4 separate regions of the Mus musculus genome follow, and all the other regions are linked to region 1. The links are chromatin loops, found by intact Hi-C in ENCODE. Cell type or tissue: left cerebral cortex. All regions are shown on one strand. Links, peaks and the distances in the headings refer to the core of each region. The heading gives the core; the rest is flanking DNA. Region 1 holds the start of 1810058I24Rik (RIKEN cDNA 1810058I24 gene). Region 2 overlaps Chrm2 (cholinergic receptor, muscarinic 2, cardiac). Region 3 has its middle 36 kb from the start of Mtpn. Region 4 has its middle 28 kb from the start of Mtpn.

Region 1 (7,755 bases), core at 1,308-5,307:
AGAGAAGTGGCAGTATGCCAGCCAGACTGGAGAACCCTGCTAGTTCACAGCCTGATCCTCACAAGCATGCACACGTGGAATAACCACTATTACTGCCCAGGCTTATGCTGGGGGAAACTGAGGCACGGAGCAAGTAAAGATCTTACTCGTGACTACACAGCAGGTCTGGCGTGGAAAAATGGCTCAGCAGGGTAACACCCTGCACCCGAGCCTGGCAACCTGAGCTCAACCCCCTAGACCCACATGAGGGAAGGAGAACCGGCTGCTGGAGGCTGTCCTCAGACTTCTTGCACGTGCAGGCCCTCACAGGAGAGGCACGCACAGTCATCAACAGATAAACGGATGCAATGTAACAAAGAAGATGCACCTACGGTATTACATGATTCTAAGAAAAGACTAGATAAACCGGTGAATGCATGAATACGAGAAAGAAATCAATGACTATGTCAACATTTCAAATGTGAGCGTTAAGTGTGGGGAAAGGACTGGGAAAGCAGGAAGGCAAACTCAATCCAGATGAGTAGAGGCTGAGAGAAAGGCAAAGGAAAGCCACTGACAGTTGATACTTGGGATCTGGAAGCACAGAGAAGGGGATTCAAGGTTGTCCTGGAAGCTGATGTGAAAGGTGCTGGCTTGGGGAGGAGCCCGTTCCCTAAGGGTGAGTTTAGGAAGCACAGCCAGCTCCGGACTTAAGCACTTCACAGGAACTAAGAGCAGAAGCAAGCAGCGGGAGACAAGATTAGAGACAGGGAGAGAGCCTCCCAGCTGCTACACCCAGATATGGTCCCCTCACTCCGCAATTCTGAGCTATCCCAGGACAGAACCCACACAGCACGGTGCACAGGCCCCAGCAGCTGAATGAGGGTGAGTTATGAGGAGGTGATGCTACTGGGCCCCAGGGGGAAGAGGAACAGAAACTGTAGCAGTGTTCAGGTGCCCTGACACTCACAGCAGTGCTCACAGTCCAATTCCCATCTAGGTGTTCCTTCAAAGAACTTCAGCCAAGCTAGGAGCAAGCTGTGGAGTGCGGTGTGGAAATAGGGGTAATGGGTAGACAAGCCACACAATCAAATGCAAGTTTTCAACTTAGGCAACATCTCAGAGGTTACAAAGTATTCAGCTGCCTTGCACCATCAAAGGGAAGAGCCTGGAATCTTTCCACCACACCCAAGCCTCTCCTATCAGTGGGAGGCCAGTTCCCATTTCTGATACCTTACAGAAGAGACAGGGCAGTATATCTCAACCACGATTTAGTGTTTACGTGTTCAACATCTTGGCTCCTTTTGAAACCTCATGAGGTGCAAACTGAAGCATAGAAAATTTAAATAACCTGGCCAACACCCACCCAACCCCACGTCCCCAACACACACACATACACACACACCTTGAGATTAAAGATAGGGTCTAAACTCTTAACCATTTAGAAAACAGTTGAAACGGCTAATGTAAAAAGCAAGATTTGCAGAAACTAGCAGTGTTTGACCAAGTTCCACAAGAGGAAAGTTGATTCCATCTCTGTACATCTGATTCCACTTTTCCCAACAAAAGCAATGAAGAGGAGACAGACCCAGGGCAAGAGAAGGAACATCAGTTACATCCTAGCTAAGCATCTAATGGTCGGCTTCAGCATCTCTCCATAAATGTTGAAAATTTTGAATTTTCCAATCAAAACCCATGTTTAAGTACAGAGCGCTAGTCCCGCACCAGGTAGCCTCATTCAGCAAAGCACTTAAAAGGTTAAGTGTAATCGATTTAATGTTCTCCCTGCTTATCAATGAACAGCAAATGCAGTGGAAGGGCCAATCCTATCACCTTACACTAGCTGGCTGATGCTGCTTTTAAAAGTGATTCCTAACAAGTAAATTACTGCTAATTACTCCTACCTCCTAAACTAAGGCCTAGTTAGGACACTAGAGAAACCCCAGAGGCAACTGAGTCTTTGTAGGGCAGTTTTATGTAAACAATACTCATTCTCGGAGCACCAGGTAGCCACTGACCGTGGGAAAGAAAGAAGATATCTGCTTTATTAGAATTCGAAGATGAAACGCTTTCATCTGAAAGTGTTTGAAAACTTTCATCTGAAAATTTGACTGGCAAGTTTCCTAGAATCCTCAACAGGCAATTTTAGAAATACTTGATTTTTGCCAGAAAAACGTGTTAACTCAAAAAGGAGACTTGAAAGGGTGTGGGGAGGGGCAGGTTTTTACAAGAGTTACTCGCAGGGCAGTCTGACTCACTCCTCAAAGCGGGCAATCTGTAAAGGTCTGAAGAGGGAGGGCACTGTGGATCTCTCGCTGCGACCTCGTGATGTGGCTGACTAATGCACGGCGTGTGAAAGGCACTCTGAGGCCTCAAATAAGCCGTATATAATAGATGGGGGTCTACGGGAAGTCGCGTGGAGAGGACAGGAGCCAAGTCATCTTGATGACTCCTCCGACCCAACTTACCGCGAAGATTTCGCCAAGAGCTCACAGTAAGTGGTTTTTTGAAAACGCAGTCATATCACTGACACCCCAAAGTTTTCGGAACTTGAAGGACTACATATAAACAAACCCAGGCAAAGACCCAAGGACTTAGGAGGAGGCCAGAGGAAAACTGCGCGAGCAAACCCGAGGGCGACGAGCCCCAACTGCAGAGCCGTGCACCGCCGACCCGGGACCCCGGGGGAACGAGGCGACCGCGAGGCCCGATCCTCCGAGGCCCCACTCACCAGGAACTGGAGCATGATGTCGGTGGGGAGGGCGAGGAGGGTGTGAGAGGTGCTCCAGCTCCAGCTCGGCTCCGGGACTCCTCCCCGGCGCGAGGGCGGAACCCGCTGCCAGGTTCCGGTTTACGCCCCGCCCCGCCCTGCCCCGCCCTCTCCATTCCCGGAAGCGACTCGCGGAGCCGCAGCGCCCTCTGACGGCCATCTCGGGAAGCAAGAGGGCGAGGTGCAAACCTAGGCCTCTTTGAACCAAAGCCTCCGGGTGACAAGGACGCTGGCAATTGTATTAATACAGTCAGACGTGGCTGTGTTACCTACTAAACCAGGGTGGGGGTGAGGTAGCGGGTGCCATGCCAAGTGAACAACTCACTCTCCTGGGAGCCTTTATGAAGTCCACACTAATCTCCACCACAGCCGACTCTCAGACGAAAAGGGGGAAAAGGTTCCATTTCACAAAAGCCCACAAGTGTGCTATGCAGCCTAGTTAAGGGTAGTCCTCAGCCACGTGATAGATGATGGAGAGAGGTCTGCGGAGTCTGGCACGACTGGATCCAAGTAGCGATTGCTGGCAGCCACCAGCAACCTATCTGAAGTTTACTTCCTCCTCAAGTGGAGCGCGAATCATCTACCATGCAGGAGCCAAAGATGAATCCACTCTTGTCCGGTCGCGCTGCTGGTCACCCACATACACAAGCACATCGAAACCACCCTTCTCATGTTGCTCTCAGTCTTTGGAATTGACCTTTATCTAGTTAAGGGGTACTCTGGCTTCAAATAACAGAAAAACAAATCAGCTGCGCCTAGTGGGGCTGTTAACCCTGGGACAATGGCAGAGGACTACTTAACATATCAAAGTGGACCTGGCCTCCTGGTCCTCGCCAGCATCCCTCAGTCCCGGCCTGTTACAGGGTGTGGCTGGCACATGCAGCCCTCTACCCTAAACTCACCAGTTCAGGGGCTGGGCTGCTTTTCCCGATGAGGCTTTTCCCTATATAATCCAGCCATTTTGGTTACCTGAACTGTGATGGTTTACATATGCTCGTCCCAGGGAGTGGCACTATTAGAAGGTGTGGCCTTGTTGGAGGAAATGTGTCACTGTGGGGATGGACTTGGAAATCTTCCTCCTAGCAGCTTGAGGATGCTCTCTGGCTTCCTTCAGATGAAGATGTAGAACTCTCAGCTCTGCCAGCACCATGCCTGCCTGGATACTGCCATGCTTCCACTTTGGTGACAATGGACTGAAACTCTGAACCTGTAAGCCAGCCCCAATTAAATGTTGTCATTTCTAAGAGTTGTCTTGGTCATGGTGTCTCCTCACAAAAGTAAAACCCTAACCAAGACCCGAACCTTTTGTTCCTTTGCCCTTTGGGCCCCTGTATCTCATTCTGCTGCCTCTCCCCTCCTCAAAAGAGGAAAATATCTCTCTCTCTCTCTCTCTCTCTCTCTCTCTCTCTCTCTCTCTCTCTCTCTCTCTCTCTCTCTCCCAGCTCAATCAAAGTCAAGTTCTTTGAGCTCCCAGATGTCCTTGCCTCTAGCTATGTCTCCCTTTCTTCTCCAACCAACTTTCTCCTCCACCATCCCTAGTCAAGCCCTCTCTCAGAATTTCCCTCCATTTCTGTGTTTCTCCATCCATCCACCTCATTACTTCTCTCCCTCCTCCCAACTCATCTGCTAAACTGACAAAAGAGCTGATTAGAGGGGAAAAAAATAGAATAAAACATAAAGATCACACACCACCAAGGGAAAGGTCAATAGGTTTGGCATACTAAAATGTATTTAAATTGAGAAAAAATAACCCAGTGTACTTTAATAGCTGCAGAGAAAGTGGGGTGAGGCATTCTGAATTTTTTATTTAATCACTTTTACCCCTAAAAAATAATAATAACACAATGCACTGGCTAGTTTCATGTCAGTCTGGTGCAAACTAGAGTTATCAGATAGAAAGGAGTCTCAATTGAGAAAATGTGTCTCCTCTAAGATCCAGCCCCAAGGCATTTTCTTAATTATTGATCAATTGATCAGTGGTGTCTCACGCCTTTAATCCCAGCACTCCGGAGGCAGAGGCAGGCGGATTTCTGAGTTCGAGGCCACCCTGGTCTACAAAGTGAGTTCCAGGACAGCCAGGGCTATGAGGACCTGAGTTCCGGTGCTGGGCAGCTAGACTGACAAATCTCTGAGGCTTGCTAGCCATCGAGCCTAGCCCAAAGCTGTGGATTCCAAGCCAGTGAGCGACCCTGTTTCAGAAAGTAGGATGCAGAGTATCTGAAGCGTGACATCTAAGGTGAACTAACCTCTGATCTCCACTTACACATACATACACATTTAACAATTGAGGTGTTATCAATGGTGTGACAAACGCAGGAGGAAACCTAGAATACATATCGGAGAAAGCACTATAGACAACTACTGATTGGACAAAAACGAGAGGCATCCATTGTACATTCCTCCCAGTTCTTCAGAAGATCCAACATTTTCAAAATAATGTGGGGAAAGTGGGATTTAGGAAAGGCTAAATTCACACCTTGTACAGTATAGATCATTATGAAGAGAACATACACTTCAGTTATACTGATTAACTGAGTGAAAATGAATTAAAGTCCTATCTTAACTTAGTCAGAAATAGAGAGCCTGCCCTTGAAATGCCAAAACTCTGTAAATCGATGTCTAAAAACTGATTCTCTCCCCTTTGTTTTGCACAGGAACACATAACATCTTCTCCCCATGTCTCCTGAATCCAGGCATCAGCAAGGCCTTCCTACCCATTACCCTCTGCTGCAGGATGTATATCAATTCTGGTCAGCTGTGCCACTGCTGCTGCCACCGCTGCCACCACCACTGTGTCCCTCCCTCCCGCACACTTTCCCACTGCCCTCTGACCTCTAAAGTTAGTCCCCTGCACTTCTGGAAGCACTGATGAGAAAATAAGGTAATGCTGGTGCAGTAAGATGGCTCAGTGCATAAAGACACTTGCCACCAAGCTCAAGAGCCCGCCCGGAATCCTCATGGTGAAAAGAACTGACTGCCCCGAGCTGTCCTCTGACCTTGCACAAGCTATGGTTTCCTTAGCTCTGCATCTCTCACAGGCTTACAAAATGCTCAGGCTTTGATAACTGGCAGGCTTACATTCAGTCATCTGTATGTGGGTGCTCTCTGCCACCATGCACATAGAGGACAACCTGCTGGAGCTAGTTCTCTCCCTCTACTATGTGTATTGCAAATCCAATCTCAGGGCATCAGCCTCAGCAGCAAGCCTTTTATGCACTGAGCTACCCTGCTGCCGGCCCAATGCTGTGTTCTTGGTGGCAGACAATGGCTGGATGGAGATCCATGTCGGTGGCAGAGCATCTGTCTACCAGGAGTGAGGCCTTAGGTTCATTCCAGGCCAGGGGAGTGGAGCGGCAGGCAAGAGGCTTGCACTTTGGATCCAGTTACAAGTCTCCCTAAGAGTGTGCTAGCTAACAGCTATTGTTTATCTGGTGGGCAGCAAATTACTTTCAAAATGCAACAATGGCCAAGACTTTTAATGAAGATGCTTAAAAGCTGTAGAAATCTTGTTTAAAGATTTAAAAACAAAAGCCATCAACCATAATAGCACGGACTTAAGCCTACTGCTCTGCCTCCACATAAGTCAGGCCTCCGCCCTCTCAGCAGCCTCTTATGTATGGGACTAAAGCTGCTGCAGAAGGGAGAACCAGTAGTGGACAGGGGAGCGGTGACTATGTCATCTTTCCATCTGTGGCAATCACATTAATGAGAATATAGGCAGATGAACTGTCACAGTTCTTTCTTATTTTTTACAGTCCAGTCGTTACCCCCTTCCTGGTCCCATTCCTCTTCCCCCACCCCATCTCCAAGAGGATGTCCCTACCCCACCCCCACCCCTGCCAGACCTCCCTTCTCCCTGGGGCCTCAAATCTCTAGAGGGCTAGGGGTGTCTTCTCACTGAGGCCAAACCAGGCAGTCTTCCACTGTATGTGAGGTGGGGGTGGAAGGGTGGGGGTTGGGGCTCGTAACCAGCTAGTGTATGCTGCCCGGTTGGTGGCTTAGTGTCTTAGATATCTCAGGGTTAGTTGAGACGGCTGGTTTTCCTATGGGGTTGTCCTCAACTTCTTCCAGCCTTTCCCTAATTCAACTACAGGGGTCCCAGACTCCAGTCCAATGGCTGGGTGTAAGTATACTGCTTCTGTCTCAGTCAGCTGCTTGTTGGGCCTCTCCGAGGGCAGCCACGCTAGTTTCCTGTCTGTAAGCACACCATAGCATCAGTCATAAGTCCCAGGCCTTGGAGCCTTCCCTTGAGATGGATCTCAAGTTGGGCCTGTCGCCGGACCTCTTTTCCCTCAGTCTCTTCTCCATTTTTGTCCCTGCAGTTCTTTCAGACAGAGACAATTCTAGGTCAGAGTTTTTGACTGTGGGATAGCAACCCCATCCCTCCACTGGAGGTGGACTCTCTTCCTACTGTTGGACATTTCATCTAAGGTCCCTCCTTTTGAGTCCTGAGAGTGTCTCACCTCCCAGGTCTCTGATACATTTGGAGGGTCCCCCACCTCCTAAGGTTGACTGTTTCCATTCATTTTTCTGGCCCTCGGAGCTTCACTCCTGTCCCTTTCTCCTGGCCCTCCACCCCACCCCCACCCCCGCCAATACCTTAGCTAATACCTGACCATGTTCCCCTTTTCTCCTCCCCCTCCCCATAAGTCCCTCCCTCCCTCCCTCCCTCCTGTGATTGCTTTCTTCTCCCTCCCAAGTGGGATTAAAGCACCCTCACTTGGGCCCTTCAGCTTGCTAACCTTCTTGAGTTCTGTGGATTGTATCCTGGGTATTCTGTACTTTCTTGGCTAATATCCACTTATTAGTGAGTACATACCATGCATGTCCTTTTGGGTCTGAGTTATCTCAGGATGATATTTTCAAAGAAACAAAGACAGACTGTCATCATTTGAAATGCAGGAAAGGCTGAGGCTAATTCTAAGGGACAGGTTGACTTTTTGGGTCATTAGTTTTCATGGCACGAGCATGGTGTAGTTCACTACCCACTCCATGCTAGAATATCG
Region 2 (7,755 bases), core at 1,285-5,284, 1.1 Mb before region 1:
GTCCGTTTCCTCCGCAGAGTAAATCTAGACAGGACACTGTGCAGAGGGCAGCACAGAAAAGTGCTGGCATCAAAACAAAACAAAACAAAATTATGTTCAGGGAAGACATCAGTGAGAAAGAACACAAAGGGGTAGAAATTGAAATAAGGCTTACAAAGGGAACTGCACGCTCAACCCTTCCCAGTCCAGGCTAACTCGAAGGCTGTAGATATGGGGTTGTAACTGAGCTGCATATAAACAAACTGGTATGCAGAAGACAGACACCATGACCCTCGGGTATGCTGAATTGTTATTTATTCAATTCAATTGCTTATCCTGGAATCTGTCCAGGAAACCAAAAGGTTTCTAACTATGCACATCACTGTCTCTGGATCTTGACAATCTATAAGGGGAGACAGAGCTTTCATGTTAAGTCCTGTAGAAACATTTTAGGGTGGAGCATTCTGTATTTTTTTCCCTCTCTTCAATGTCTTGTAAGTTCTAAAGCTTACTATTTGTATTATGTTTTACTATTACTTAAAATGTGCTCCACTTCTGTCCATTTTGGGATCATATCAGGTACCTGCTAAAAAATCTAGATTCCTGGGAGACTTCTTGCTGACTCATAATCTCTTCATGAAGAACAGAGTATTCTAGGCATTCAACCTATGAATTACTCTCTTTAAAAAGCCAGAAAAGGCTTTAAGGTAGTAGTCATTTAGCCAGTTCTCAGAATCCTGTCATGCAAAGCACTGGCTATGTATGCTGACCATTGGAAACCTGTTTTTTGTGTGCCTAGAGGTCAGAACCTAAGGATAAATGAGTACTTAGCCTCCAAAACAGATGCCTTTCTGAGGCAAAGGAAAACCTAACACTTCAGAACACGCCCCCCCCCCCCCCACAATACACACACACCGCACTTCAATTATTCACTTCAATTTATCTTGAAAATACAAACGCTCAGCTTTGTTGGTCCATGGCTCCATGTACCAGACATCTGAACCAAACCTAGGATGCAGCCTAGGAAGATTGTTGTACAATAAAGTAGGAAGGGACTATGAATATTTATGGAGTTCTAAACATCTATGCAAAAATTTTGTTAGAAAGTCAGTCAGCTATTTAAAAACCAAAACCAAAATCCATATCTCATCATGTCTCAGCCTTTAGCCTAAGATTGTGTATAAATATTAATTCTTATTACCAGTGTATTATAAATGCCTGCTTTTTATCACTAATAAAAATATATCCATTGTTCTATTTTCTTTAATTTTAAATTTTAAGTTCTAGTTGTTATTTTATGACCAGGACTAGATTAAATCAGCTAAATTTCACAAGTACTTTCATTTTCAAATACTTTAGTTAAATATTCACAAAAAAATTGTTCAAAACCATGCAATACTTTAAAACTCCTGTCTTTCCCTCCAAAACACACTATCATGTCTATTAAACACCAAAAATTCCATGTTATTATATTGATTCTGAATATAAATAAGAAATCTGGTTGCTTTTCAGTGGTTATTGTAATAATAACAACATCACTGATGAATTAAATGAAAGAAAGGAGAGGAGGAAGAAATGATGAGAAAGAAGACATTGGCTAATAGTTGTTTAGCTTTTACTCTAGTTGATCAGAATACTAAGCTACTATGAAGTCTTTCTATGCAGACCAAACAGAAAGAAATGATGAGTAAAGATGCAGCTGGGGAAAGAGACTTTATCAGTGCTGGACAGTCTCACTGCATCAGTGCTGGACAGTCTCACTGCATCAGTGATGGACAGTCTCACTGCATCAGTGATGGACAGTCTCACTGCATCAGTGATGGACAGTCTCACTGCATCAGTGATGGACAGTCTCACTGCATCTGTGATGGACAGTCTCACTGCATCAGTGATGGACAGTCTCAGTGCATCAGTGATGGACAGTCTCACTGCATCAGTGATGGACAGTCTCACTGCATCAGTGATGGGCAGTCTCCTGAATCAGTGATGGACAGTCTCACTGCATCTGTGATGGGCAGTCTCACTGCATTTGTAATGGGCAGTCTCCTGAATCAGTGATGGGCAGTCTCACTGCATCTGTGATGGGCAGTCTCACTGCATTTGTAATGGGCAGTCTCACTGCATCAGTGCTGGACAGTCTCACTGCATCAGTGTTGGAAGAGTTTATTACAACCACTTGAGAAACACTGGAGAATTTTTAAAAAGAGTACTATTACATGTCGATAACATAGAAGTTCAGTTTTGCATTATGAAAAGGATGTCTTGGAATGAAAGAAGGAGGTGTAGTACAGAAAGCTGAAGAGTGGAGGACCAGCTCAATACATCATAATAAAACCCCCTGGCAAGGGAGATTTGGGGAGAAGTTCTGGAGAAGCCCCAAAGAGAGCACTGGCCTGCTTTGCCACTTACGTAGAAGAAGCTGTAGAATTTGGAGTGAGAAAGATAAGGTGTTCTTAGCACATCAGTTTTGTGTCAGTTTGTTGGGTTATGAGTGACTAATAAAAATGTGCTCATTAATGCAGACGAAGAGTAAAACGTCTAGACATTTCCAGCAAGGAAGTCTCCCCATTAAGTCAGAAGACTTCATTTTCTTTTAAATCCGCAGATCAAAGCATACAGAATATTCTACTAGATTCTCCTCTTGGAAGTTTCTCTGCCTCTCATAAAAAACATTTCGCAATCATATTAAGTGCAAAAGGGTGTATAGGTCTAAATACTTACATACATACATAGAACTTTCTAGATCTCTGCACAGTAGACATCCTTTAACATACTTAGAAAACAGAAAAATCTTTTTTATTATATCATTGTTTAAACTATGTTAATTAATCCTTATCTGAGTCATTTTTATTTTCGAATTGAAATTAAAGTGTCTCCTAAGCTTTAAACAATGATGAGCGCCTCATAAACAAACCAGTGCACTTTCTGTCTCTGAACACCAGAGGGCATCATTAGGTGTAAGCTTGGCTGGAGGGAGAAGGGTTGAGGGGGAAAGAATTCCATTACTAATGACAGAAACTGATTCTTATAGTATACCCTTATCTACCATGAAGCATTACCATGGTAACAGCAGCAGCTAAGATGACTGTATATTTAGGTCATAGTATAAAAGGAACTTCAGCATGTGAGAAGAAAGAAGAAAACGAGATGAAGTAAGACAGGAATCGATAACATAGAAGCTCTAATTTCTCTTCCTCCTCCTCAGCTGATAGCAGTACACAAAGTCACATTTGCCTTGCAAAGCAGAGGTTGGCAATAAGGTCTGACTAAAATTAAAAGAAGCCATTGAAACTCAGAATCCGAATGTCCAAAGGGGAGGGGGGAATAGTAGAGAGCAATTCATTCACTATAATACTATGGAGAGATGCTAGAATGGACGTTGACTTGTGAACTTTTTCATGAAGTACTTAGATGTTTCACTTTGGGAAATCTATTTATCTACTTATCATGTGTTCAACTTGAAGGCATCTGACATCCTCTGGGTTCTCTTGCCTTAGCTTAGAGGTGGATGTGACACCTGGCAAAGTGCCTGGTACTCTTAATGCCTTTGGTTTCTTCCAGCAGAAATGATAACTAACTAAGTAGAATAAGCATGTTGTGCCAACTAAGAATGTAGTTGGCACTGACTCCCCTTACATTTCTTTCCCTGGATGTAGGGGGTCTAAGCAGAAAAGGCAGAGTTGAATTAAATGGATGGAGAGAACATGATTGAAAACTGAATATCACAGTTGCTTTCCCCAAACACAGAAAAAATACCGGCTATGCCTCTACATACAGTCAATTTGCATAGTACCCGAGTGAAGTCTCTGGGAGTCCAACAGGCTGTGTTTGCATCTTGGGGCTGCAACATACTATTTATGTGATTTGGGGCCATCACTGCATTTCTGTGACTGTAGGTTTCCTTTCCTGTAAAATCAAGAAACTAGCATCTGTCTCCTAGGATTGTTGTGATGAGAAAATGGATTCCTATATTTACTCATTCAGCAAAGATTTGTTAAGTTCCTGGGATGTGCCTGACACTATTTAAAATCATAAGGATTTGTAGCAAAACAGATAATATAATGCATGTAAGCGGCTTAGGAAAGAACCGGGAATTTAGCATAAAGTTTGAAAATGCCTAAGGAACAGTGACCTGCTTTCCATGATCTACCCCCTGCCTCTCTTACACACACACACACACACACACACACACACACACACACACACACACACACACCAGGTAGGGGGAGACATTTATGCACACATGCACATATTGTTATACCACAAGACAACAGCAGAGCCTAGGATATGCAGAAAGTATACTTGCTTTGCTGACCCCTAATGAAAGGGATTGGAACATCTGCTCAGTGAACTAAAGGAAACGGAGTGCAAACAAATGATAAGGATGATGGGCAGTTGTAAATAGCCACAAGGAAAATTTTACCAGGGTTGAATGCATTTGAGTCCTTGTGGGGACACAGCATAGACATCAAAAATAATATACCAGTGCAAACGTAATTTTTATGAGTAAAAACGGTCTTTCAAGGGGACTCTGACGTGTTGTTTATCAGACTCTACCTTATAGAGTAAAAGGAAGAAATGTTAAGATAAGATGAAGAATGCTCTCTGGGAAGTTATATGGAAAGATACTTAGGAACACTGTTTCACGTAGTGGCATATTAAGACCAGTGTGAGGAGTTGAGGCTATACCACACTTTATTAAGGTCATTTCCACAGAATCCTGCCCTTACGTTTCCTTCTCCTTTCTCTCCTTTCCTCTTCACCTCTCCTACTTTTGGCTCTAATTCTCTTCTTCACCTCCTTCTTCTCTTCGCATTGGGGTGGGTCTTGGAGACACATGCCTTCTCATGGGCCAGCTCATTCTTCACTGACCACTGGACACTCACACCTTCAGTTCCCCTACTTGTCAGCCAGCAGGCTAGCACCCCTGAAGATGCCCTGACGCTCTGCTACCCTTGGCCCTAGCAGTGGGCTATTCTGGATTGGAATTTGGCAAATGTTCTCTAAGTTTGTGTCCAATTTCCTGTCTGGACAAAGAGACAAATTCACTTTTAGAGTAATTTGTTAGTTTTATTTTTAAAGACAGCAGTTTATCGTCCCCCTGCCCCAAATGGTTGCCTATGGGAGCTCACCGGAGAAAGAGTTTCTATATTTTAACTGTTAATCTCTCCCACAGCTGTCTCTGAAGTCACTTAAGAGCTTCAAACACGTTTTCTGGGTTCTCATGCACTTGAACTATGATAGGGATATTGCAATCCACCTAGTTTCTTTCTCCAGTTCCCCTCCAGGCACCCTCAGGCACACTTACATAAGCACACATCATTTCTCCCTTTACAGGCTGACGAAACATCTGTCAAGTAGCCTACTCTTACTTTTGGGTCCTACAACTCAACTTTCCCTATGTCCACTCCATTATATACACAGAACTTTCAGGCCATAGACAAACCTGAGGAGGTGTTCCTGGCCTTTAGGAGGTCTTTTTTGGATTTTAAAACTCATTTGCTGATATTATTTCATCTCAGAAAGTCCATAGAGTTGATGAAAAGTTCTTTATCATTATATTGCCAAACCTTCAACACATTTTTTTTTGTAACAGGATGACAATCTGGCGTTAACATAACTCTTTTTAGTCCCTTTCCTAAGGGAAAGCTCTAACAGTGTTGGCACAAAGTTCTTCCATCATTGACAACGATCTCAAGAGTGCCCTTTCTCAATTGTAGCCCAATATAATTCTCAGCATGAAACCGTGTCTTGGTTAAATGGACTGGTTTTATCTCTACAATTACTGGTGTCTTTGTGAAATTCTTCAAGATGACCCAGGGATGCCTGATTATGAGAGGTTTCTATGTACGTATATCCAGATCCCTGTTATTGTGAGCAGTGAAAAGAATATATCCACCCCATGCTTATCAAGACAGTTTATGCTTATGCACTTAATTGTCTGCAGAAAACATCGTGAAATCCTTTTCCCCACAAGCCAGAGTTAGTTAACATGGAGTTTATGAGCTCAGCTGATTCTTTGCGCAAAGAACTTTGAATCCAGGAATATGCCAATTACAAGAAATAGAAAGAAAGTGAAGGCCCACTCCGGTCCTCAGCCATCAGACTACCCTGCACAGCTTGGAAAAAAAGATGCAGCTAGTTGGACTGGGGGCAAGATACCCAGTGTTGGGATGGGAAAATCGCGTCACACAGCGCCTCAGGAATGCTCACCCCTTTGAACTGCCCCAGCACAATCTCTCCACCTCACTTCTACTTCAAATTTCCAATTCTGCCAGATTGTCCTGAGGTTTCTCCAGGGAGTACGAGCAGCTCCCCTCTCCATTCAACCGGGTTGAGGCAGAAGCCTTAGCCAAGATGACCAAGGCTGCAGATGCTTGGGGAATGCCCAAAGGTGGCCAAGCACTGGAGCGCTAGTGCTTGTATGGAAGAGCTTTGAGATGTGTGTTTGTGCTGCTGGCTGCTTATGCTGGAGGGACTGAACATCCTAAGATTTCCATATAACAACTGCCACCCAGTGTAAAGGAAAGAACGAGAGAAGCAAAACCAGACCAAGAAAGAAAGAAAGAAAGAAAGAAAGAAAGAAAGAAAGAAAGAAAGAAAGAAAGAAGAAAGAAAGAAAGAAAGAAAGAAAGAAAGAAAGAAAGAAAGAAAGAAAGAAAGAAAGGAAAGGGTAGAGATGAATATAAGGTCAGAGTGGGAGATTCTGGACCTGGAGCAAGGGGCAAGGGTCTTCCTGTGGTGGGAAGCTTTGGAGCGTGGGGTTGCAGGAACAGGCTCATAGGGACCCCGAAGTGACACAAGAATATGAAAGGGCAGCTTGGGTGATGTGTCAGCAAGCAATTTTACTTGCCTTCCGTGTTTACTTCCATTTCTCTGCCCTCCTCCCAGCTCTTGGCAGCGAGTACTTCTCTCCATGGACATTTGCACACAAGCTCCCGAGTCTGCATCACATAAAGGGACTGAAAGACCGGTCGACCCTCCCTTGCACTATTTGGAGGCCCAGGAGAGCCGTAAGGGCACAGAAGGACCAGAGATAGAAACGAGGATGTATATATTGTAGAAGAACAGAGGCAGAGTACCCCCCTGCCCCCACAGATGTCAATTTGGGTGAATTCTTACCCTGGAGCGCTCTGCAAAGCAAGTCTCCCTGCTTGCTAGGCTTCTGACACTCCAGGGACATGGAAGGGTGGAGCGCACAGGTGGAATTTCTGTATTTTCTATCTGCAACCAGGTTTGGACCGCACCTCACTCGCTCCCAGAGCCACAAGTTAGAGATGATAGCCTAGCTCCTCAGGTGCCAACAGTAAAGGTCATTTGCGCTATTCTCTATCTAAGACCCGCAGAGTGGTCCAGTACCCACCATGAGTTGGGAGACCAAGCTCCTGCAGCGTCTGAGACTTCATCAGCTCTGGACTGGGGTCCCTTTCCTCAGCCACAGTGGACAATCAACCTTGCGCGCGCCAGCGGAGGAAAATAGGCTTGCAGAGGACTCCCTTCTCTCTCCTCCTGGAAACCTTCCCCAACCTTGTTCCCCTGCCAAGGTCCGGGAACAACAGCACTAAACCTGTCGTCCTCACCAGAAGGCTCTCTCCCAAGGCGGAGTCAGGGGACAGCGTGGAGTGGTGGCGAGAGGGGCCTCCACCCTAAATGCAATGTGCCCAGACCCTAGGGTATAAGGGGAGCTTAAGGGGGATGGGTGAGCGGCAGGAGAGACTGAGCTCTACTTGCCTTTCCCACGGCAGCATCTGGAGTTGGGGGGCGGGGGGATGAAGA
Region 3 (7,755 bases), core at 2,200-6,199, 250 kb before region 1:
CTTCCAGGCCTTTTTATTTTTCTTAACTTCATAGAAATACAGTTGTCAGCAACTTTAATAGTGCTTGACGGACATGGCAGACACCCTGTTCTGAGCACATATGAGAGATTTGATTCACTGAGAACTGCTGAAGAAAAAGGCAGGTTGTTTGAATCATGAGACTATTTGAGAGCCAGTGGTCGCGACCTGACTAAGGAGCCCCTGAATAAAAACTAGGGCAAACCCACAGTTAGCGATTGAAATGTTGACGACCAGGTCAGATGCAGGCTACTCTGCCATTGTGGGGTATGCTAAAGCACAGCTGTAATTAACACAGCATTAACAATGGATCCATACAACCACCCTACGAGCTTCTATAGACTCAGCTGCTGCAACAGCAAGAACAGAATTTGTACAGTTCTGCATAGAACAGTGGGTGGCATGTATTAGGATATTCGTAGCAACAGCATCTTGTACAAAGGAAAATAATACATAGACAAGTTCTAGCTATTACATGATGGGTTTGAGGAAGCTACTAGATAACTACGTGTTTAAAGGAACTTCTGAGTTTTTGAACTGACAAATCTCAAGAGGTATTATATATTGCATGTCCTCTTCCTGGTATCTGATAATGATCAGCATTCAGCCCCACAGCAAGCTACCAAGCCTGTGTTGCAGTGGCTTGTGACTTGCGGCTCAGATTTCAGTAAATTTGAAGTCATACTCAGATCTGAATGAATTGAGAATAGAATGTATGCCAAGTAGACACTCCAGGGGCATGGTCTACCCAGCAAGTCCAGCCTAGCAGGCAGAGAGGGTGTGAAGCCTGGTGAGTTGTGCTCTAGAGCACTCTGGAAGATTACCCCAGTGGGCTCAGAAGCCCAGCACTCTTTAGGGACCTACTGTGCCTCTAGACTCAGGGACAGGGCCGTCCTTGCTTAGCAAAATAAAAACACCAAGGAGGCCATGTTTCCTAGTATTTGCTCCCCAGAACACAGGAGGGCATGAAGAACATTTTCATCTTTTTTTTCCTCCCTCTTGTGCATGGAGAGTTGATTTTTGTCTTTTTTTTCTCCCTCCTCTGACTACCCTACAATAAATCCTGTAGTTCATCTCATCTTCTACAACTTTAAATGTCCCATGTCACTCTTAAGTTATTCTTCCCTTAGTGACAATAATAAATAAAAACCCCTATGGAAACGTGGAAAGTTGCCACAGGCAACAGAAAAGGGCAGTGGTGGTGTGCTTTATTTAATACTGCACAGAAAAACAAGTTATACCCCCCCCCCAGGACAATTAGTCCTGATGAAAGTAGATTATCTTTTAAACATTTAAATTTCTCCACATCCAGAGGTTCAAAGAAAGAAAAACATAAAGATATAAATAAGTAAATATGAAAGACCTTTTTAAATTAGACATCACCTTTAAAGTTTAAAGGCCATGACTTCTAAGAGGAAGTCTAACTGGTTAAACAGAATTTTTATCTAATCCTCATCCTGAACAACTTTTTCTGGAGTTCTGTTTTTGTTTTTGTTTTTTCTCAAGATACTTTTTTAATTAGTGAATTAAAGGTATGTCATTACATGCCTGCTAAGTTAATATTGAAAGAAAGGAAATTAACTGTAGTTACTAGTTTTTTCTTCTCAGAGCTATGTGGGTTAGAGTTCGCCTGGTGTTTCCTGACTTCAATGTTTAGTTTTGTCATGCTGTAAATCAACCCTTAGGATAGTTTTCTAAAAACTTCATTCATGTTTTGGCTCCACTCTTTCCCTTTGAAATTGCCTGTTCATGAAAGAGGATATAGGTTTTCTTAATAAGCCTCTGGGCTAATTATGTCAGGGAGTTGTGGGAACAAATTCTAAATACAGAATTATGGACCATGTGCCTTCAAACTCAGCCCACAACTATAGAGCAGAACTTCTGTTATCAGACTTCGAGGAAATCCTGGCAGCAGTGACCAAGTTTCTTCTCGTATCCATAAACATATCCATCCAATGAACGTTAAAAGATTCTCTCTGCTCAGCCCTACTTCCCCTCCCCTAATGATGATCAATGCGTCTAAGAAAATACAATTACATCTCCCAGGTTTCCATGAAATAATTACAACATCTTGAGAGATAACAGTGACTCCAATTTCAACTATATTAAGGGCATCAAAATGCTGAACCTGTCCTTGAACCAGAAGAAAGATCCAAGAACCTTGATATCACCAATTTGGAATACAAAACAGGAAATTATTTTAAGGCTGTTTACAGTAATCAGTTTTGAGAAGGCAGTTGTACTAGATTTTCAGAAATTAAAAGCATTTTGCTTTCGAGCCTTAAGTGAGGGTTCTAAAAGTGTGGAAATGGGAACAGTGTCCTAGAAACAAGGATGTTAGACCATCTGGCTGACTGCTAAGGAACATCATTTCTAGGAAAAGTCCTCCAGATCACTTCTCACCCAAGTTCTGGGCCCTTACCTCCAACTGCCTTGTATGTCTGAGCATTCAGCACCTAGCCACCCACACTAAACATTTGTCTTCCAAATTGCTTATTAAGCTTAATTTATGTTCACTATTCTTGTAATCATCTAAATGTAAAACCTATATTTCATCTTGACTTCTGTGATGGTTCTTTTTTCGGTCATTTCCCTCAAAAAGCCACCAGTGTCTCATTCATACTGCTGCCCCTGGTGCTAGATATGGTATTGTCCCAACTCCCAGCAGGAAGCCTAGATTGTAAGCCTAGTTTCTACGCTGTTATCCAAACCATGTGGCCCTCTATTACTTGCTGTTTGAGTCTCACCTGTGCTGCTTTGGCTCTATCCGCATGTCTTCGGGGTGCACTTCTTCTGGCCACGTGCTCATGATCCATCCAGCCTCAGGGCAGCCTCCTCCTCTCTTCCTCGCTCCATCTTTCTCTTCCCCCTTCTGTCCCTCCCTGCCACCCTCCCCCACAGTTGTCTTTTTCAGGACCCCTTACTCAGTTCTCAGGTCCCGCCTTTCTCTATCACCCCATCGCAGGCTGTATATCCTTTTATTACCCAATAGCCTTAAATTGGGGAGCAAAGTTTACACAGTAAAGGCTAGTGTATATGAGGATGCACTTGTCTGAGGGGGCAACTAGATCTTGGGGTTCAGAATTTAGCAACCCCTAACAGGAACCAAAAAAGAAAGAAATTGAAGTCCCTGTGTCCAGGACCTCAAAATGTCACTGTATTTGTAAACAGCTGGGGTCCTTATTATAAGACAACATGAAGGCATGGAGGCACCACATAAAGATGGAGGCAGACACTGGATTGGCACAGCTGTCTGTCAAAGTGAAGGATTGACAGCCACCGCAAAAAGGAAGGAAGAAAGGGAAGGATTCTAAGCTGGAGTCTCAGAGGGAACTCAGCCTTTAGCACCGGGAGACAAATTCACATGGTATTACTCTCCCAGGTTCTGGCACTTCATCTTCCTGCCACAGTCTCCACTGCACTGGTTTATTTCTGCCTGCCCATAAGCCCCCTGAGACTTGTCTCTGATATTTTCAGTCTCCAGGGAGCACACAAATTCTCTAAAAGTCCTTGTAAGTAAATTGATCTGGTATCCTTCAAACTAACTTTTCCCTGGACCTAGAAAGACTGAATCCACACTTGAGGAACTACACTGTCCTCATTCCTAGCATGGTGTCTGGCACTTCATAGGTGCTCAGTACTTAAAAAATCCAGTACCCTACTATATGTGCTGGGAGCATCCCGGGTAGATGTATCTCTGCCTTCTCTTAAAAGAATTTACTAATAAAATGACTTTAGTTTCTCCAGACAAAAGAGGGGGAAATACAATTTTCTTTCCTGGTAACCTCAACCAATAAGTCATTAGAAGAAAGAGGCCTGGCCTAAAGCTCCGGGGAGCCCATTAGTCCTTGGTGATCCCTCTTGGAAGAGAACCCACCTCCCATGATCAGCCTTCCTGTTTATTAATACATGACAGACTTGTTCTTCCACCCATTGTTACCTGGGCTTCCAAAGTCCTTTGAAGGCATAAATAAATGATGGTCAGCTGGTCTCATTACCCTAGGAGGTTGTCAGTGCTGAGAATTCTGACAGCCCTCCTAGACAGGATTTGCTACTGCAAATGCCAACTAATGGAGCCCTGTCCCATTTCCAGAGATGCTTGGTGATTCAAAGAACCAATAAACAGGACAAGTCTTCAAATATGACAACTGTACAGGTTGCTTTTCAAATAGTTTTTACCTTAGCAGGGCAGAGGACTTTAGCTTATCAGTTAAGTCAGTCTTCCGTGATTCTAGCACCCACAGTGACTCATGTATCAAAATTGGGCAACAGGCCCAGAAGATGGCTGCTCTTCCAACTATTTTCCAAAACCTTTTTTTTCCTACCCCTCTCCCTGGCACACTCCCACTGGGTTATTTCTTTAGCCATAACACTGAAGAGATAACTATTTAGGGATAGAGAGGATAGAGGGAAAGTAGTATAGTATAGGAAAGTCTAACCTTGAAGCGAAAAATCAAAGAAAAGATGACAAGATGTCTCAGTGGGTGGCAATATAACACGAAGTCTAGAGGCCTGAGTTCAATTCCTTGGACCTAACTGATGGAAGGAGAAAACCAATTCCCACAAGTTATCCTTGGATCTCAGCACATCCTCATATGCACACATACTTATGTAGAAACACACAAACACACACAGACACTAAAGCAAATGTTTAAATTTTGAAAAATGTAATATGTATTGTCAGAAGAGAATATAGTCATTAAGGGTCAGTAAGTTGGTGTTGCACTTAAAGTCACATGGCACCAAGCCTGCTGACTCGAGTTTCATTTACTAGACCCATGTGATAGAAGAGTTCTGAATTCTCAAGTTATCCTCTGACCACATGTGTTCTGCAGCGCATGCATACATACACAGACACACAGTGGGGGGGGGGGAATGAATAAATGATTGAAACAAGGGAGAAGAATACAGTAGAGATCGATTAATGGCACAAATCATAGGAGTAGGTCAAATCTGGGACAGAATTTTGCATTTTTTAAAGTGGATTTTGAAGTCTATGGAGGCTCAAACTCTCAATACCCCAGATTTTTTTTCCAATATTCTGTCTGTCCTTAGCAACTTTCTGATCCAAAATACTCGATACACTTCACCTTCCCAAAAGAAAAGGCAAAGGAATGCACTTGGGGATGTAAAAAGAAGGGATGGAAGGACAGCTCAGCCTTAAGAAAATGTGTAAGCTTTAGCTGCTGCCAATGACCACCTGCCTCCTCTCCAAAGTCCTTTTTGATCCCGGGGTCATGGCTGCTAGCTGTGGCCATTCTGGAGGTAATGTTACATCATCTAACCTAAAGAAGACCAATTTAACAAGGATATACATAATCTTCCAAACCTAATAGTCCATTTGGAGTTTGCTGGAATGTTGCTCGTGGAGACGGGCGATGGTACAATCATGACCCAACTGTTAAGAGGTTAACCACTCTGATTGGATTTAAGGCCACTCCACAGGAGGGAATGCACACTTGGTACTGTAAATGTGATCAAAATACATAGCTGGAGAATTTGCAAGCCATAGAGGGAAACTCATTATTGTTGATTAGCTAAATCGACATGGCACCAAACTGCTTTCTGATTATGTTTGTACCCATAGATAACGTTCAGCCTTAATCAGAGAAGGCTCTCTTTCAGTGCATGCAAGTGAATACAGAAAGTCATGACTGTTCAGGATCCTGAGAGTGACAGGTGAATGAGCAGTTTTATACAACCCCCTTTAAGGCTCAGAGAGCCCTGCAGAAGATGAAGCAGAAAGAGCAGAACTAGCAGGCAGTAGAAAGGCTATGAAATCCTATCTTTAGGGTATGATGCAGCCGTTGTTAACATCACAGCAGCTGTAGTTGGCCTGTATAAGATATCAACAACCAATCATAGAAAGGGCAGTGTTCATGGGACTCTTTCCCTGATCAGCTAATGATATATTCCGGGTAGGAACAGTTTTCAGTTGTGTATCAAATTGTGAGTCCACCAAACTAATGAATAATCCTAAACCTATTGCCATACAGTCAGTCTGGATTAAGATCTGTGAGTCCCACAACTAAGCAAGAAGACAGGAAAAGGGACTTGTGGGAGTAGAGAGGGAGGATAATAGGAGCGAGAGGGAGTTAGGAAGGGTAGTTAAACAACTTACTATTTACACATAGGAATTTGTCAAAAAATAGAAAAAGCATGTGTATGTATGTATGTGTGTGTGTGTGTGTGTATGTATGTATATATATATATATATATATATATATATATATGTGTGTGTGTGTGTATTATGTATATATATATATATATATGTATATGTGTGTGTGTGTGTGTGTGTGTGTGTGTGTGTCACACTTTATGTGATTATTCAAATTTCTCTTGGCCCTTGATAGCCTGCTTAGGTAATAGAGGAAAAATAATCTCACCATACCTTTTTCAAAAAAGTCAATTACACAGTTCAACGTGCAGTTGATTATAGATTAAATTATATGAAGTTTAAGAGACTTATATAACAAGAGCACATATTTGGCTATGACACAAGTAAATAAAACTTAAAAGATAACTGGAATTTGTTTCAAACAATGTGCTTATAAATAAGTCAGGAGCTAAAGAAATTATGTCTCATTAAACAAAAACATAAAAATACAGATCCTTAAGACCTGTAAGATCCATAACTGCAGCCGGTTTTTCACTCAAGTCTCCCAGGAGATCGCAACACTGTAGGAATCAGTAAAATGGAGAACGGTCTGAAACTAAGAGGTAATGGAGGGCAGGTTAGAAAGCTAATGCCTTGAGGAGCCTCCTTCTCTCCTGGAGGCAGCCTGGAGGTGAATCTGGAGAGACTAGCACAAGTCCCTTGAACTGGGAGTACCAGACAAGGAGGTGTTATACTGAGAATGGTAGATTCCAGAGAAACTTGGAAATACAACCAAGCCTGTGGGCTTCAGTAGAGCCTAGAGGAGCCTGTTCTGGGAACTCTTGGTACAGAATTCTGCAACCTGGCCTCCTGGTCTGAACAGAGTTTACAGTAGAAAAACTGAGCACAAGCTCAGGGCTTCCCTGCTCTTTCTGTTGCGTGTGTTTATTTTACCTATTGTGGATATACAGCATAAAATATATCATTTGGATCATTTTTTTTAAGCTCATGCTCTCTTGGCATGAAATATATTTGCAAAGTTGTGCAATCATTACCACTACCTGTTTTCACAATTCTTTGTCACCCTAAACAAACTTGTAACCGTTAAGCAATAACCCTGCCCCCGGCTCCAGTAATCCCTATTCCACTTTCTGTCTCTATGACTCTTCCTACACAAGATAAGCAGGGTCCTGCAATACCTGTCCTTTTGTTTCTAGCTTATTTTGTCTAGCATGCTTCCTGATTCATCCAGGTTGTAGCATGTATCAGAATTCCATTCCTTTTGTGACGTCAAAGGATTTTATGTCGATGCTATATTTTCATTATCTACTAATCAGTTGACAGACTTATTTTCACTTATGAAGAACTGAGTAAATTAAACTCATAGACCCTTTAATAGCAAATTAACTGATGATCAGTTACTATAACATCATACCAAAATAGTCTAAATTTCCTGTTTTGGTTAAACCAACATGTTTCTCTAAAACTACAAGGAAAATGCTTACTCTCCCCCAAAGTTGTCTCACTCACACTTCATAATTAATATTTGTCTTTCACACATACTGCAATTTTTAAGATGGGGAAATACTCTTTGAGTTTTTCTATAAATATGTGGAGGAAGAAGAATTGTAGCATTTATA
Region 4 (7,755 bases), core at 2,501-6,500, 320 kb before region 1:
GCCTTAGACATCCAACCACAGTCAATCTTTGGGGAAAGTCAGGGCAGAATCCCACGCAGGAGCCACAGAGTACTGCTCCTTGGCGTGCTCTCCAGGGCTTGCTCAGCCTGTGTGCACAACAAGCACGGAGAACATTCAACTTCATAAAAATATTAGGGTGAAATCTGTGCAATTATCATTTTATAGATCAGAATAGTAAAATATTCACAATTCCATGTTTTAACCTGTTGGAAATGTTAGATTAAATCAAGATATCCAAAACTATAACCAACTATAATTAATTAGAACATAAGTCAAATGGCAAAACGAGTGTTCTTTCCAAAGACCATAATTTTTACTAGATTCACTCTTAAGAATTTCCTGGGAATCCTAACCAATACTGTAAGTAATCAAAATGATATTCATTGAATCCTACTGCTGGGAATCTGTTATACACATTATCTCACTGCATGCCTCCAGAAGTCCCATGAAATAAGTAATATTAATACCTCCAGACTGCAAAGGAAACTCTCATGTTCAGAGAGGTCAAGTAGCATCCACACCATTACAGAATCCAAACCGTACCCAGACACCGACTCTTCCCTACTATAATAAGAAATAAGTAAACAACTATTGGGGATTCGAAGATAAAATTGTGTAAAATGTTACATTTGAAAAACAAATAAAACAACCATACTCAGCTGGCAGGAATAAAGAAATCAACCAAAAATATTCTAAAATAATATTCAGTAAGTGATTGCCACAATAATCTATCAAAGTCAATGGCATTCCTTTGTACACAAGTCATACAGATAGATACCAGTCACACGCACACAAATACACACACACACACACACACATATACACACATCTATACTCCCAAATGTGCAAGGGAGGGGGGAATGGAAGGAAAAAGATCTTTGCTTCAAGAAGGTTCTGTTCAATTTTAGTTTAATCTTTCTGTTCATAACCATTTAGTAAATGCACAGGTGCTATATTTTAAGATCACTTCCTAAATAAGTGTACGCATATACTTATGATAACAGAAAGATAATTTTGATATCTAGGACTCTTAACTGAAAATTAGCAGTTGCATGTCAGCTGAGATCCATGAAAGAATACCTTAAATAATTCTTTCATAAAATCTTATTCTTAAATAATAAGCCTAAAGATATTAGTTTCATTTAAATCAATCTACAGAATAATTAAGAGTAAAAAATAATTTTTTAAATTTTTTATTAGATATTTTCTTCATTTACATTTCAAATGATATCCCAAAAGTCCCCTATACCCTCCCCCTGCCCTGCTCCCCTACCTATACTCCCACTTCTTGGCCCTGGTGTTCCCCTGTACTGGGGCATATAAAGTTTGCAAGACCGAGGGGCCTCTGTTCCCAAAGATGGCCAACTAGGCCATCTTCTGCAACATATGCAGCTAGAGACATGAGCTCTGGGGGTACTGCTTAGTTCATATTGTTGTTCCACCTATAGGGTTGCAGATCCCTTCAGCTTCTTGGGTACTTTCTCTAGCTCCTCCATTGTGGGCTCTGTGTTCCATCCTATAGATGACTATGAGCATCCACTTCCGTACTTGCCAGGCACTGGCATAGCGTCACAGGAGACAGCTATATCAGGGTCCTTTCTGCAAAATCTTCTGGCATAAGCAATAGTGTCTGCGTTTGGTGGCTGATTATGGGATGGACCCCTGGGTGGGGCAGTCTATGGATGGTCCATCCTTTCATCTTAGCTCCAAACTTTGTCTCTGTAACTCCTTCCATGGGTATTTTATTCCCTATTCTAGGGAGGAATAAAGTATCCATGCGTTGGTCTTCCTTCTTCTTGATTTTCTTGTGTTTTGGAAATTTTTTCTTGGATATTCTAGGTTTCTGGGCTAATATCCACTTATCAGTGAGTGCATATCAACTGACTTCTTTTGTGATTGGGTTACCTCACTCAGGATAATATCCTACAGATACATCCATTTGCCTAAAAATTTCATAAATAATTAAGAGTAAAAAATAACTTTTAAAAAAGGCTTGTTGAATCTTGTAAAGTGATAAGTTTTTCCTGAAGATAGCTCAGAAGTTACGTTCACTTAAATCCCTGTAGTGTGTAGTCTTTTTGATTCTACTTACATCATCCTAAATTAGAATAACTTCTCAGAAGTTTCCTCCAAGATTCTTCCTTATCTCTGTTTTCTTATTGGCATCACCATTGCAAGTCACACAATTATCTCAAAATGATTAAGTCCAAGATAAAACTCAGCATTCTCTCTTCCTACTTATAACTTCATATGATTTCTCTTCACCAGTGGCAACACCAAGCACCCAATTGCTTAAGCCAAAAGCTTACTCTTCCCTTTCCATCATCCTGTATCCCATGCATTGATTAGCACTTTTGGTTGTGCCTCTAAAATAATTCTTCACTTTGCTCTTTTCCATACTAGAATAAGCCACCATCAGCTCCAGCACAGACCACTTTAGTAGTCTCCAAGTTCATTTCTGTACCACCCACTACTCGCATTCCTGTCCTTTGTACCTAGACCAAAATGTCATTTTAAAGCACTAATCATATCTTGTTTCTTCTTTATCCATATCAAAGGCCTTAATCACATCAACTAAGTTCCTCTTGTAAAGGAAAGTGGTCCCAAAGACTAGGAGATTTACATCTTAGAAACGTTGTGGGAAGTAGGGTGTGTCCATATACCACAATGACAAAGAAAAAAAGAATAAAAAACAGAGAGAAGGATGAGCCAAGGGCCAGGGGTTCTAGTGTGCTTCATCTGACATTGAAGTTATTACAGTTCACCAGAACATTGAGTCCCAGTGTTGGGTGTATACTGGGGAGCTTTTAAGCAGCCTAACACCTACCCTATACCCCAAACCAGGTTCATATGAGAATTTCTGAAATGGGGCACAAAAGAGTTTGATTTGGGTCCTGGGATTAAATCCAGAGCCTCCCACATGCCAGACAAGTGCTCTATAACTAAGCTGCACTCTAAAGTCAAAGGTTGTTTCAATGATTCATAGGAAATTCCATGCTTGAAAGCCTCTAGACTATCCCTTGATGATGGCTGAAGACCTCTTCCTCTTATTATTTTTAAATGGGAAGTGATCCTCCTTTGTGAAGGGATCTGGAGCTTTTCTGACCAGCTGACTCCTACTTCCAGATACTTTCCTGCCTTACAACACTTCCTCCACTCAATCTCTCCAGAATCTTGCTTCCTCAATCAGTCCCCAAGCACTGAGAACTAGTGCATCATCTGAAAGAGCTCACAGTCTTCTGGGAGACATGAGCTGCTGCTGAATCCTCTTCTGTCATCATCCCTAAGCATGGCTCTCCCATCTCCTTGGCTCAGTATCTCTCTCCTTGAGCAGCTCATGTAATCCCAAGACTTGGGAAGCTAAGGGAAAGATATCTCTATGGGATCAAGGGCAGCCTGGCATTTGAGTAAACTTTGTCTAGAAAGAAGGAAGATAGAGAAGAAAGAAAGAGAAGGAGAGAGGGGGGAGGGAAGGAGGGAGGGATAAGGAAGGAAGATAATTTTGAGGAATTAAGGGTTAATTCTATGCTGAGTATGTATGTGCTAGAGTGAGTGAAAGGTGATGACGTTTTTCATCATAGTAGCCCTAATTATAAAAACTAACATTCTATCCTGATTTTGTAATAGTACCAAGTAATTGTTATGAACGACTTAGTTATGTATCAAAAAGATGATTATTCTCCTACGTGAATGTATATATATTAAATACATATCAGTAAATGTATCAAATTGATTTGTAAATTGCATTTGACTGGGATGCTTATATTAGTCATATAACATATCATAAATTGGTGTTAAAATATGGTCACATCTACTAACATCTTAAAGAATTAATAAAGAGTATTATTTAGTTAAACATATCTATAATAATTATATGAATCCAAATATCATTAAGAATTTTTTATCTAAGAGGGTTGAACCCATTGCTTGTCTTTAATACATCCAACTACTGACAAACTGAGTCCTCTATCTGGTAATTCATAACAGAATCTTAATCATACCTGACCAATAAGGTATTGCCATAGTCTAGTTAACTGAAATATTTGCAAGATGCAGTACATTGCTATTGTACACATAAGATCCAATTTTTTCCAGCAGGGGGCTCTCTCACCATTAGAAGTACAGATAGGAAAAGTTTGAAATTTTATAGCTCACAATTCATTTGCTCTAACAAAAATATTACTGAGTTCAGCTAACTGCTAAACTCTTTTATGTTCTGGAGATACAATACAAAGGCCTTTGTCCTCATGGAAATGAGTTCTTATGATATCAGAGTTTTGGCTACCTACACCACAAATAATCATTGTTTTCAAAGTAAAAGCTGTGATTACGAGTACATCCATTTGGGGAGAGGGTGATTTGGATTGCTGGGAAAGTAAATACTTTGGAAATAGCTTCTAGTCCGCATTACATTTGGCCCTGTGCTCTGTGCTCCGAGGAATGTGTTGATTCATGAAACTAGAAGTGAAAATGTTTCAGCTCCTTCAGTGCCTTCTCCTGAGAGCTAGCCAATATTGGATTCTGAAAAGAAGCTGATCTAGAGGTTGAAGATTCCTGAGCTGACAATTTTGGGATTCTACAACTAGGGTCTACAATTCTAAGAGATGTGTGAAGTTCAAACAGTGTGTAAGCTGCAGCGACTACAAATACCATCTAGTGAAGTCATGGTACAATGAGAATTTCCAGAAAAATTGAAATTTTCAGGTTGTATTATTTTTTTCTTCCAAAGGAAAATTGACACCCTGTGACTTACAAATTGGATCCATCTTACAATGTAGATTATCTACTTTCATAAACTTTAAAAAGTTAGCGAGAAGATTGGTACTGTTTAATAAGCTACTAAAATATTATCTTCTGGATAGAATCGAGAGGTCAACAATGGTGATAAAAGTTCCAGTCTTTCTCTTTCATCCTTCAGAGTAGGTACCATTCAAATGTAAGGGGTGTGTATGTATTATAGATCTAGCACTCAAGAGCTCATTTTACAGACTAGATGCTTGGAGTCCAGGAAGAATCTACAGTTTGTCCACATCACACACAGTGAGTACACAGATATTTTCTCAGGCTCAGTTCTTAAAGATATGAAAACTAAAGCATCTTGGAATTTAAATTGAATCTTCAGAAGTCACCATCCAAACTTCTGCCCAAAGTGAAAGCCACTGCAGTAGTACCTTTGAAGGAACATCATCCAAGCAGCAGCAGAGAGAGCTACCCTTTACCCTGCAAGGTGCCTGCTCCTTCCATGGAATGTTCTAATCATTATAAATGTCTCCTATGGGGCCTATAGAGAGATCATTTCTCACTGCTTCCAGTTTTATCATCTGAGGCTCTAGATGGGTCGTTAACAATTCAAGTTCTCAACTTGTCACCCATCCTCCAAATGTTACACGTGGTTTCTCTTGGCATCGCCCACTGAATTCCACTCCAACCTTAAATTTATGCCAAAAGTGGAATTCTTACAGATGAGTCTGGCAAGCATGGAGTAGAGTAGAATGGAGTACAGAGCTCCAACATCAAGTCTATCCATGTCTCTCCCTCTCTTTTTCTCTCCCCCTCCAATTAGTGACTTTTGTTTCTTTGGTTTGGTTTGTTTGATTGATTGATTGATTGACTGACTGATTGATTGATTGATATGTTTGTTGTCTGAGACAAAGTTTACTCTGTAACCCCAGCTGAACTGGATTCAATTCACTATGTATGTTACTATGTCTCAGGATATGGCAATCCTCCTGCCTCAGCCTCCTAAGTTCTAGGATTACAGTACTGAACTGCTACATCTGCTTCCATTTCTCAAAAAGCAAATCTTACCCATGGATGAGAAAGAGTATTATTCTACACCTGAATAATCTGAAGAAAAGCTGCCGCACATGCTGTTTCAATCTGGGTAAAGACTTTTCAGCATGCCTACTTCCATAAACTAGACTATAAACTGGACTGAGAAGGTGGCTCAGCAGGTAAAAAGCAGTAGCCATGTAAGCCTGATGACCTGGGTTCAATCCTAGGACTGAAGTTGAATGTGAGGACACACATTACCCTCAGCACTCCTAGAGTGAGATGGGAGCTGGATACAAGGCAGTCAGTCACCTAGAAGTTCACAGGCCAGCTAGAATGTAGGCGGTGCGGCAGCAGAAACAAAGAGACCAAAGCTAACAGGGTGCAATGGGAAAACTGACTCCGAAAAGTCCTCTGACCTCCACACAGATACTGCGGCATGAGTGCAGACACACACACACACACATGCACACACATACACACACACACACACACACACACACACACACACACATACACAAAGGACCTCCCCATGGGTACTATGGCATGAGTGTAGACACACCCACACACAGATACACAACATACACAGACACACAGACACAGATACACACTAAAAACTTTTTAGCTTTTTTAAAGAATGCAAACCTAAGAAGGTAAAGAAAACTCATTTGTTTATATTATAGCAACAGAAGTCAACTCATTAGTTTCAAATGTCAACATCTCCCAAAGGGGAAACTGGGCTCAAGTTAATTGGGTTCAAGTAGATCAATACATACTAAGCAGTTTGGGGCTTTCTTGGAGATTAATCATTACCAGAAGGGAAATATACTTCAAGGTTGAAAGATATAACTAAAAAGGATCTTCAGATTCAAATAATAAACATACCAAGAAAACAACCAAGGACTTCTCAGTACGAATCACTTTGATTAGACATTTATGTAAATAGATGTTTTTTAAAGGCCCACTGCAGTAATTTCCAAACAATGTTCAGTTCTTAAAACTGATTTTAGCTAATTAAGCATCCTCAATCAGGATGACTAGATAGGATTGTGTCCTTTAAGATACCCTAAGCTGCTCAGTCATCACTCAAAATAGCCCTGGGTTAAAAGCCACAACGTCACCACTGGCAGATGTTCAGAATTAAACCCTAGCCCCCAGCAACACACATTTGCTGGTCTTCTGTATCTTCTCAGCAGAAACCAGCTGGATACTCCACTACTGTCAGAGCATCAGAGGAGGACCTCAGTCAGAGTCAAACATTTAGTATCTTTCAGAAGATTTTTGTCAACACTCATGCCAGTTTCACCCCAGCCATATTCAGTGTGATGAGCTTTTTCTTAATACAAAAGCCATTACGATCGTTCATTCATTCTTCATTCACTTTCTCTGAAGGCGTGGGACACTAAGGTAGTTGCCGCTCCCATCCTCCAAACCTTTTCCAAGGGGTAGCTGATTCTCCTCCACTCTGCCGATGAGGGAACTGGGTTCTGAAGGGGATTCACTTGCTCAAGGCCACTTAGCCAGGTGATGACAACTGAAACTTGAACCCAGGTCTGCCTTCAGTGTTTAGATGAGGTACCTATTCAGAGAGAGAGAGAACATTAATCACAGAAAGAGGGCATATCTACAATGGAAGGGAGGAAGAACACCCAGGCTGGAAGCGACTCTTCTTCTTTAAATTTTAAGTTAGCATCAATCTGGACGCATGCATTTGATTTCTTGGCTATAAGAAAGAAAATGGAATTAAATTGTGTGTGTGTGTGTGTCTGTGTGTGTTAAAAAGTGGATCTAGTTGCAGATAAAATACCATGCAATATGATTGATAATCTTATCTCAATAATGGTCAGTTCGACAATTTCCTTGGACCCCAATCAAACATGGATACCTAGTTTCTAAATACTTTGGGTGGTTTGAATGAGAATGGCCACCACCGACTCATTTACTTGAATACTTGGTCCCCAG

Evidence for each region. Hi-C counts contacts between places; a loop is a spot of excess contacts. Peaks named below come from ENCODE experiments on the same cell type or tissue, not always from the same donor. Only the 100,000 strongest peaks of a DNase experiment are listed, where the experiment ranks them.
Region 2: a loop joins it to region 1, with 3 times the contacts of the local background. A loop is called at or near these places in 3 of 42 quality-filtered maps.
Region 3: it touches region 1 in a loop (2.7-fold over the local background); 2 of 42 quality-filtered maps call a loop at or near these places.
Region 4: a loop joins it to region 1, with 6 times the contacts of the local background. A loop is called at or near these places in 16 of 42 quality-filtered maps.

Annotation. Positions count from the first base shown.
Region 1 is chr6:35,247,738-35,255,492 of GRCm38, reverse strand. It overlaps 1810058I24Rik (RIKEN cDNA 1810058I24 gene), which reads right to left and starts at 2,783. Exons shown (of 3, transcript NM_001384235.1): 1 at 2,711-2,783. The coding sequence starts at 2,725. In left cerebral cortex, for the core only: a CTCF peak has its summit at 2,911 (motif pointing left); DNase peaks (open chromatin) are centred at 2,281 and 2,841; H3K4me3 peaks cover 1,352 bases; H3K27ac peaks cover 883 bases.
Region 2 is chr6:36,389,110-36,396,864 of GRCm38, reverse strand. All of the region lies in intron 2 of Chrm2 (cholinergic receptor, muscarinic 2, cardiac), which reads right to left. Among named protein-coding and RNA genes, the nearest start is that of 9330158H04Rik, 4.8 kb to the right of the region's middle. In left cerebral cortex, for the core only: a CTCF peak has its summit at 2,920 (motif pointing right); a DNase peak (open chromatin) is centred at 2,921.
Region 3 is chr6:35,499,646-35,507,400 of GRCm38, reverse strand. No RefSeq gene overlaps it. Among named protein-coding and RNA genes, the nearest start is that of Mtpn, 36 kb to the left of the region's middle. In left cerebral cortex, for the core only: no CTCF peak of the experiment used is centred there; DNase peaks (open chromatin) are centred at 2,413 and 4,311; H3K27ac peaks cover 2,008 bases.
Region 4 is chr6:35,564,321-35,572,075 of GRCm38, reverse strand. No RefSeq gene overlaps it. Among named protein-coding and RNA genes, the nearest start is that of Mtpn, 28 kb to the right of the region's middle. In left cerebral cortex, for the core only: a CTCF peak has its summit at 4,110 (motif pointing right); DNase peaks (open chromatin) are centred at 4,117, 4,382 and 5,411.